Linked DNA regions of Homo sapiens: region 2 is linked to region 1. The links are chromatin contacts, found by Hi-C or POLR2A ChIA-PET in ENCODE. All regions are on one chromosome and are shown on one strand. Each heading gives the region's core, a stretch centred on a gene start or an enhancer-like site at or near the end of the contact. The rest is flanking DNA. Distances are from core to core; before and after follow the strand shown. Region 1 holds the start of IRF5 (interferon regulatory factor 5). Region 2 holds the start of TSPAN33 (tetraspanin 33).

Region 1 (4,472 bases), core at 1,207-3,706:
AATGCTGCCGGCTTGGTAACATCATCCCCCTTTTAGAGACGAGGAAATGAGATTTGAGGTCCTACTTAAGGCCACTTGGCTGGAATACAGCAAAGCCAGGTGCAAGCCCCTTCTCTGCACGCAGCCCGTGCTGCTTCTTGAGGTTCAGAGGCTCTAAGGAAGGGGCCTCACCTGAGCAAGATGGACAGTGGGAAGGGGGCAGAGGGCAGAATTCTAGGGTCTCACGGTCCCTCAGAATGGGTGAGGAGTATTTGATAACAAAAGAAGGCTCTTCTTAGCTATTGCTCCAGATACGACCAGCATAGAATATTTTTCTATTAAGCATAACTGACCTCCAGTGAAAAAGGTTCCCATTTTGTGGGGAGCCACTTTTGAAATAGCAATTTCATTTTATTATTATTATTTTGAGATAAGATCTCACTTCTACGCCCAGGCTGGAGTGCGGTGGTGTGCCTCCTGGGTTCAAGCAATTCTCCCACCTCAGCCTCCCAAGTAGGTGGAACTATAGGTGTGTGTCACCACGCCAGGCTAATTTTTGTATTTTTTGTAGAGACAAGGTTTTGCCATATTGCCCAGGCTGGTCTCGAACTCTTGGACTCAAGTGATCTGCCTGCCTTAGCCTCTCAAAGTGTTGGGATTACAAATGTGAGCCACCGTGCCTGGCCTAGCAATTTCATTTTTAAAGAAAGAAATATAAAACGATCTACCCATTCACATTTTCCCCATCCATACTTTAAATTTTAAAAATATGAAATAATGAAATACTCAGCAGATACAAATAATAAAATACTTATATATAATGATATTTCGACTTCATATTAGGGCTTCAAAGGTCAGGAAAGAGGGAGAGATACAGAAGAGAAAAAAAAAAAACGTTAACACATGAGTGTCTTTTTTTAACTTGTTAAAGGTAAAGTTCAACCCAGGAGAAGGGAGGGGAGGGAAGGTCAAAGTTCTGATTCATCAACAAATACTACTTTATTTGTTAAAAATACAAGGCTCTGCTTGGCGCAGTGGCTCCCGCCTGTAATCCCAGCACTTTGGGAGGCCAAGGCGGGTGGATCGCCTGAGGTCAGGAGCTCGAGACCAGCCTGGCCAACATGGTGAAACCCCGTCTCTACTTGGGAGGCTGAGGCAGGAGAATCGCTTGAACTGGGGAGGCAGAGGTTGCAGTGAGCTGAGATCGCACTGCTGCACTCCAGCCCGGGTGACAGAGCAAGACTCCATATCAAAAAATAAAATAAAATAAAATGAACAATGAAAAGACAGGAGGGAGGTTCCTGAGTAAGCTGATTCGAGTGGAAATCAGACATCAAAATTGAAACCCGCTGAATTTTCCAAAAAGCCAGATGCTCATAGAACTGAAGCTTGAGACACTTACATCAGTACACCTGCTGCCTGTTGACCAATTCCTCTTCCTTGTCCCTCCTGTTTTCCTTCCCTGCTATATAAGCCCCTAACTTTAGTCAAGGGGAGGGATGGATTGGAGGTTTGTCTCCCCTCTCAACAGCTCACTGGCTGATGTCACCGGAATAAAGTCTTCCCTGGCAATACTCGCTGTCTCAGTGATAGGCTTTCTGTGCGGTGAGCAGCCAGACCTGGACCAAACCCCTGGCAATCCATAACAAAATCATAAGCAAAATCAACCAGGAAGCTATTTGCACCCTGGAACCCCACCTGGGAGGGGAAGTCAAGGCAGACTTTCCAGAGAAGGCGATGCTGAAAATTTCAGAAACAGAAATTTTGAAGAGCAAGAGTTACCAAGCGAAGAACATTCCATGAGAAGGAACAGGAGGTGTGTGAAGGTGGAGGTTCTGGGGTGAGGTTCTTTATGGAATCGAAAACGGTTCAGAACCACAGGTCGACGGTCAAGGTAGTAGTGAGAGGAGGTGGGACAGGCGACCACGCCGCTGCCCCTGGGATGACTGGAAGGCGACTTAGGGGAGCTGGGGCGAGACAGGTGCAGGGTTTGAGGATGAGAAAGGCACAGAGTGACTAGAGGATTCCCGCCTGCAAGCACATCTGGAAGGGGTGTCTGGATCCTGGGGGCAGCGACTGTGTTCTAGGGCGAGAGCCACCCTCGCCAGGGGTGTAGGCAGGCGAGAGGAGGGCCTGGAGCTGTGGGTCGGCCACACTGCGCCCTCATTTGTGTGCAGCCCCGGAGGACCAGAGTGGGGAAGCACCCCACCCTCTCCCAGGGCCCAACTGAGCACTGCAGCGGGAGGTACGGGGTTGTCAAATGACAGTTTTGCCATTCCAGATTGCCAAAAGAGCCAGTGGCCAGTCTAGGGCACCGCGCCGTCTGGCATCTCCCTGGAGGCCCTGGGCCTGGCCCGAGGCTCAGCCCGGATCTGCAGTTGCCAGGTCAGTGCGGGGCCCGGAGTGGATTCGCGGGGCGGGGCGGGGCACTGCCCGCGCCCGGAGCTCAGCAGCAGCTGCCCAGGGGCGGGGGCGGCAAGACGCGGAAGTGCCCGGCAGGTTGGCGGACCGGCGGGAGGCGCAGCCTGGGCAGAGCTCAGCTTGGTCCCGCCGCCCGGCCGGTGCTCCCTGGCGCAGCCACGCAGGCGCACCGCAGACAGGTGGGTCCCGGCCGCCGCGCTCTCCTCTCTGCGTCCGCGCCCGGCGCGCCCCGAGGGTGGCGGGAGCGGTGCCGGCTACTGCCCCCAAGTCTAGGCCTAGACTGGGCCCCGCGCCCCCCAGGCACCTGCGGGCGGCGGGATGAAGACTGGAGTAGGGCGGGGTCCGCGTCCAGCTGCGCCTGGAAAGCGAGCTCGGGTGGGTGCCTACAGCAGGGTGCGCCCGGCCGGCCTGGGACTTCCAAAGCGCCTCCCACGCCCCGATCGGTTTGGGGTGCTGGCGCCCGGGGAGCCCAGTGACCCAGGCGGCGGAGTGGGCAGCGCTGCGGGGGGCGCCGGCTCTGCTGCTCTCCCTCCCCCTCGCCATCGCCCAGAATGGGGGTTCCCGGGAGCCCCGCTGGAGGCTGGCTTGGACCACAGAGGAGCGAGGCCCGATCCTTACTTTCGATGCACTCGCCCTTGCTCTTACCGGGCCACCCTCACCCTTTCGGAAAAGAGGTTGAGGTTAAAGCGTTCATCCCCCGGGATCTTCAGGCCAATGGCAGGAACTGTGCAAGAGTTTGGGGGAAGATGGTGTCAGGTAGAGGCTGCGTCCCTGGGCTCGCGGCCGGGAATGGCAGACTCTCGTCCCCCGAGCAGCGGAAAAGGATGGGGCGCAATAGTTCCTGGGCTGGTTTCCTCAGGTCCTGTCCCAGAACTTAAGAAGGCAACAATGAAGAGGCTAAACGTGGAGGAAAAGTGAGGCTAGCATGGCCGGGATGCGTGGGGAGATGGTTGTCTCCGGACCCCGGGAGGGGCGGGAGCGGGTACCTGGGAGCAGAGGCTGGAGTGGGGGACTTTCCCAGCCTCGCGGCCACGCTGAACACAGCAGGGCGAGGACCGGGGTGCTGCTCCTCCAGCAGCAGGAGGAGAGGTCCAGAGGCCGACTCTGGAGGTGGGGGTGGCTCCGCGGGCTGGCCCAGGGGGTGTGCCCCAGCGGAGCACGCGGGAGGGGTGGGGGCGGAGGGGAGGGGGGAGCAGGGGCGGAGGACTGGGCTGGGCCTGGGCTCCTCGAGGGCCCAGAATGGGGATAAGTGACCAGAACCAGAGAGGGCTCGGCTGTATCGATGTAGGAAACTGTAGCCCCTCAGGAGGCCCTCTGGCAAGACCTCCCCTTCCTGCCCCCACCCCCAGTAGTTATGGGGCCTGGGGTGCTGGGGCTGAGGGGTTCCAAGAGTCAAGGGAAGCACTGGGAAATCACCCCTTTTTATCTAAAGGCCCTACTTTGGGGTTTTTCCCCTGTACCCTGGTCTTCCCCTACCCTGACCCTGGGAGGAAGCTGAAAGAAGCTTCTTTCTGGGCACCTTTTGCCCCAGAGCCTCAGCCTGTCTGGACCAGGTGGGCAGCAGGGCCCAGGGTGTGGGCAGCTGACCCGGAGGGGTGGGATTTGGGGGTCAGGGCCTGTACAGGGAACCCCTTGTCCTCTCCCTGAGCTGGGTGTGGGTTTGCAAGGAGACATGTGACCCAGACCAACCCTGGGAGCAGCAGGGCGCCTGCTGTCTGGCCACTCTTACTAGGACTGCTGTGGCACTTCCTCCCCTAGTGGGTCCCTGGTGCCCATGAATTGCAGCTCCTGGGTGGTGGTGGGGGCACTGTCTCCTGGGACTCCAGCATGGCCCTGGGGTGAGCTGTGGGCTTACCCCACCTCAGCAGGTCCTCTAGGGCTGCCCACTGGATGCTTCGCTGCCTCACACAATTGTAGGGACTTCCTCAGGCTGTTGGATTTCCCCACCTTCCGGGGCTCAGGTCCATTGACTTAGGTCTAGGGCTCCATACATTTCACCCAGAGACTCCGGAGCCTGGCAGGCAGACCTGTTCTGACACCGAACTTCCAAAGTCATGGGCCTTGATTGGGGT
Region 2 (4,472 bases), core at 1-2,500, 210 kb after region 1:
TCTGATATTCAATTACTTCCGCAGTTTTAACACAATTCCACATGTAACGGCATCGGTCAGCATTATGTCCCACTGCTATTCCAAGCATACCCTGTGCTCCAGCCACAGCAGTCTGCTTATTTTGCACGAAACACATGGCGTGCTTTTGCACCTCCAGGCTTTGGTTCACCCCCTTTTTTTTTAATCCACCTGGATTATGTTTCCCCTCCGTCTCTACTATTCTAAATCCCATCCTCCCCTAATTTCACTTGCCACGCTATCTTCACTAACCTTCTACCAAACGTATTATAATTATTTGTGCGGTTATCATATTTCCACACTGGATTCTTAATTCTGCTAAAACGAAATACTGTAATGCCTTTGATGAGCCTTCCATGTGCCAGCCATGTGCTAAGTGAGCTACATGCATTATCTCATTTAATCCTCAAATCGCCATCTAGGTCAGGACTCTCCCATTTAACATTAAACAAACTGAGGCTCCGAGAGATTAAGTAGCTTGCAGCTTTCACGCAGCTAATTATGGTGGAATCAGATTCCCTCCCCGAGGTTCAACTTGTATTAGTTAGGGTAGCCAGCATAATATATTCGCCAGCTACGCTGCACTCAACCTGTGTGTGCCGGATCAGCATGTTAAAAACGGTGTCTGCAAGTAGACCAAGGGAAGAGGGGCTGCGGGGGCGGGAATTGAGACAGCAATGAATTAGGATGGCGGGATTGGCGGTGATGTTTCCAAATTTCCACTGTTGGGTTGTAGAGCTTCTGAAATAAGCATTTAAAATGTATAGTTACTAAACAAGATTGCATCTACCCTTGGTCTAATTGTTATGTGTAGGTTAGTTTTGTCTCCCTGATTTTATTGTCATCCCCCAGGGATTGTTTCTGTTCTCCCGCGTTCCCAGAGCTTTCGGCGCATTGCTCAACACACGGTGTGCGTACTTGTTGATTTTAATGTATGTGTGTTTGCATATGTGCACAGCAGCTGGGCGGAGGACGTGGGTGTGGGATGCACTGTGCATTCCTTCTCCTCACTCTTGTTCCTTTGAGCAGCTGCAGCCTGGATGCTTTCCCTTAGGGGTAGGGGAGAGGCAGAACCGCTGACCCTTTAACAAGTTATCCCTCACAGAACAGGTGTCTCCCCCGACTCTCGGTGGAGAGGGATGGCTGGATACTTAGTGACATCAGCCACGAGCCAATGGGAAGTCGGGCTCCAGCCGTCGCGCCAATGAGCGGCCGGGGGCGGGCCGGGTTTCCTGGGCGCCTGGCTGGCCGGGCTGGTCCTGCGGCCGCGGGTGAGTCTCGTCCGCTCGCGCTGCCCACCGCGGCTCCAGCAGCTCCAGGCGCGGTTCCCCGGCCCGCGCCGCTCCCGGCCCCCCGGCTCGGGCGCCTCCCGCCGCAGCGCAGGCTCCCCCGCCGGCCGGGCTCCTGCGCGGCGCGGCTCGGCTCATGCCCCCGGGCGCGGGGCACACAGGCCGGCCGGCAGCCGCTGGGAAATAGGCCCCCGGGGGCGGTGGCGGCGGCGGGGCCATGGCGCGGAGACCCCGGGCGCCGGCCGCCTCCGGGGAGGAGTTCTCCTTCGTCAGCCCGCTGGTGAAATACCTGCTCTTCTTCTTCAACATGCTCTTCTGGGTGAGTCTCGGGGTCGAGGGCACCTGGGCGGCGGGGTCCCCCCGCGGGGTGGAAGGGTGGCCCGGGGTGCCCCACGCGCGGGAGCCGCACTGCCGAGTTTTCTGGGCTGACGGCACTTTGGGGGAATTTATCCTGGGGAGGGACACCCCGGGGACGCCGCGTCTGCAGGGGGCGTTGTAGGGAGGAGGGTATGCCAGGGAATCAGTAAAGACTGATGGGTATTCTCGGGGCGTCGGAGGAGGGTCTGTGTTAGGCTAGAAATGTGGGTTTGAGGGAGCCTGTTGGCCCAAGGCGGACCCACTGACACATTCATGATGGGGGTCGGGGGTGGCGGCTGACTTTCAGGCCTGGGGGCCTGGAGGCCCGGCTGGCAAAGAAAGAAGAGGAAGGAAAAACCCAAACCTCTCTCTCCACCACCTCAGAGAGGATGGGTTACTGGCATCATCTCTTCCTTTTGCAGGCCTCATCTACCCCCACCTCCACCCCCCCAAAGTCTAGGAAGAATGGCCTCCAGGTGCAGATGTCTTTCCCATCCCAGCACTGCCCCAAACTTTGTCCCCTCCCTGCCACCCTTCTCAGGACCAGACTTCACCCCTGGAGCCTGGCAATCACCAGTGTCTTTAAACAGGACCCCGTGTTGGGCCGGAGGGCCAGGGGTCCTTTCAGAATCTTCTGCTTGGGGTGGAAAAAGTATTGGGCTGGGACTCCGGACACCTGGATTCCCATCCCACTCTGCCGTTCATTGTTGACTTGACCGACCTAAGCATGTATGTTCATGTCTGCAGGCCTTGACTCCCTCCCCCACAAATCCAACCCAGTGTGATCAGGGGTGGCAGAAAGACTGCTGAAGCTGAGAATTGAGCTGAACCAGATCATGCAATGCCAGCTCGACCCTGTTTCCTGGCTAGAGAGTCCTGGAGGTCCTGGGGTGTGAGAACATAGGGACATCCTTCCCCCATTCACCTCCTCTTCTGGCTCCTACCACACCAGAGCTGCTGCTTCTGGAGCCCACCATCCTTGCCCACTTCAGCTGGAGACCTAAAGTTCAGACTTGCAGGAGGGAAGAATTGAGTCTAAAATATGTTTCCTAGGGGAGGGAGCAGAACAGACATCTAAGCCATTTGCTGGAAAGGTTTCACAGGGCCCGTGGGGTGAGGTGCAGACACAAAGCCCATAAGTGCTGGCCTGTTGGGACAAATGAGAGAAATCCCATAGGGTGGTGATGACAGCGCACTCAGCCATCCTACTCCTGGGGAAAATGAAACTTGTGCTCCTATCAAATGCTCAGTTGTAAAACTGGAAAAAAATTTTAGAAGACATCTTGTCCAGCATCTGTGTTTATGTCTATAAAATGTAGAAAACTAAAGCACAGAGATGTTAAATGTTTTGTCCAAGGTCCAACAGCTGGTTAGCAGGCTTGGTCTGGTGACCTTTCTACTGAACCACAGTGCCGCTGGGGGAAGTCCTCAGCACAGATGGCTGCTGCTATAGCTGGGGTATGGGCAGTATTAGTAGTTAACCAGTCAACCCAAGTTCCCATAGTCTAGGTTCTGCTTCAGCTGGAGGTTAGGGAAAAACACAAGAAAATCCCTTACCACTCTACCAGTGCTGGGGGATGTACTAAGAGACTCCCCACTTAGGGGCAAGTATCAGTGAAGTCTCTGTGCTCACTGAGTGTGCCAGGCCAGTGACGTGACATCCTCGGAGCCAGCACTAGCATTTCAGGGACTTTAGGTCGTCACTCTGACTTCCTTTATCTGCCGAGACTGTCTCCCTTGGAGCCATTGGTACCTCACCCTTGTCTGTGCTCGCCAGTGACAACAGCTGGGTGCATCTGTTACACTTGTGTTCCTGGTCATTTTTTTTTTCTCGAGCTTCCCTACCCCCTACCTCCACCCTACCCCCCTTTTATCGGACAAACGACTTTGAGAGATCTCAGCCAGGAGAGAGTTTGGCTCCACAGACCCATTTACCTTGGTAAAAATGCTTCATTCAAGGTCAGAAGACGTGGGTGGCCAAGCTAGCACCACCCCAAATTAGAATAGAGCCCCTTCTTGGCCCTACAGTAGACTCATAAAAAATCAGAGGCTCTAGAAATAGCACACTGAAAGACAAGAGGCTCAGCATCTTTTTGGCACCAACTTACTGTGTGACCCTAAGCCAATGTATCTGTCTCTCTGACCTTAATCTTTCTCCTCTAAAGGAGAAACAATTTCTGCCTCAGTGAACTATTTAAGGATGAATGAATCATTTTGGGGACTGTTTTCTTTCTTCAAGACCTAGAGCTGGATCTAAGGATGAATCTCCCTGTGTCCTGATTGCCCTTCCTAGGGGACAGTACTTTTCAGGTGTTATTGAATGTCCCTTCTCCCCCAAACCCAGTGCTGCACAGGTATATTCATACAAGAGCAGCTGGAGAGAAAATGCTGCCTCCCCAGATCAGGGGGCCATCTTTCTTCCTAGCTCCTCTTCAGGGACTGGTTCCCATGCTTTCTTTTTTGTAGACTTCCACCATCCTAATCAAATTCTGCTCTTCTGCCCAGGAAGCACCTATGGATGAGATGATGGTCAGCCCACACCCTTTGCAGGCAGAGTGCATGCTCTGGCCGGCTTCTGGAGCTGCCGCATGGCAGTGGTTATTGTGTCTGTGCCTGGAACCCACTAGGAAGGTGTCCGGCATCCTCTGGGCTCTGAATAGTGGTGCTGGTGGTGATGGTGGCTACGTCTGCTGTTGCTCTAGAAGCCCTGACTCTTGGGGCATTTGGAGTCTGACTCAGAAAACTAATGAATTTTGGGGGACTGGGACCAGTTCCTACTGTTCATGTTTCAAATCTCACTTCCCCTTT

The links. Hi-C counts contacts between places; a loop is a spot of excess contacts on that map. ChIA-PET counts read pairs that join two places held with the same protein, here RNA polymerase II (POLR2A). Pooled maps may share reads with other maps.
Region 2: a loop to region 1 is called in a map of GM12878, with 1.9 times the contacts of the local background. The contact joins the promoter of TSPAN33 here to the promoter of IRF5 in region 1. A Hi-C loop is called at or near these places in 1 of 168 maps with a recorded cell type or tissue (GM12878), 19 of 37 single-sample maps with no recorded cell type and 6 of 50 pooled maps. POLR2A ChIA-PET finds 5 or more read pairs at or near these places in 5 of 52 experiments (B cell, GM12878, H1 and 2 more).

What each region holds. Positions count from the first base shown.
Region 1 is chr7:128,935,471-128,939,942 of GRCh38, forward strand. It overlaps IRF5 (interferon regulatory factor 5), which reads left to right and starts at 2,457. Exons shown (of 9, transcript NM_001098629.3): 1 at 2,457-2,579. RefSeq lists enhancers at 785-1,079, 2,747-3,330, 3,364-3,433 and a silencer at 2,324-3,083.
Region 2 is chr7:129,143,457-129,147,928 of GRCh38, forward strand. TSPAN33 (tetraspanin 33) reads left to right here and starts at 1,251. Exons shown (of 8, transcript NM_178562.5): 1 at 1,251-1,626. The coding sequence starts at 1,525. RefSeq lists a silencer at 1,164-1,373 and an enhancer at 4,236-4,285.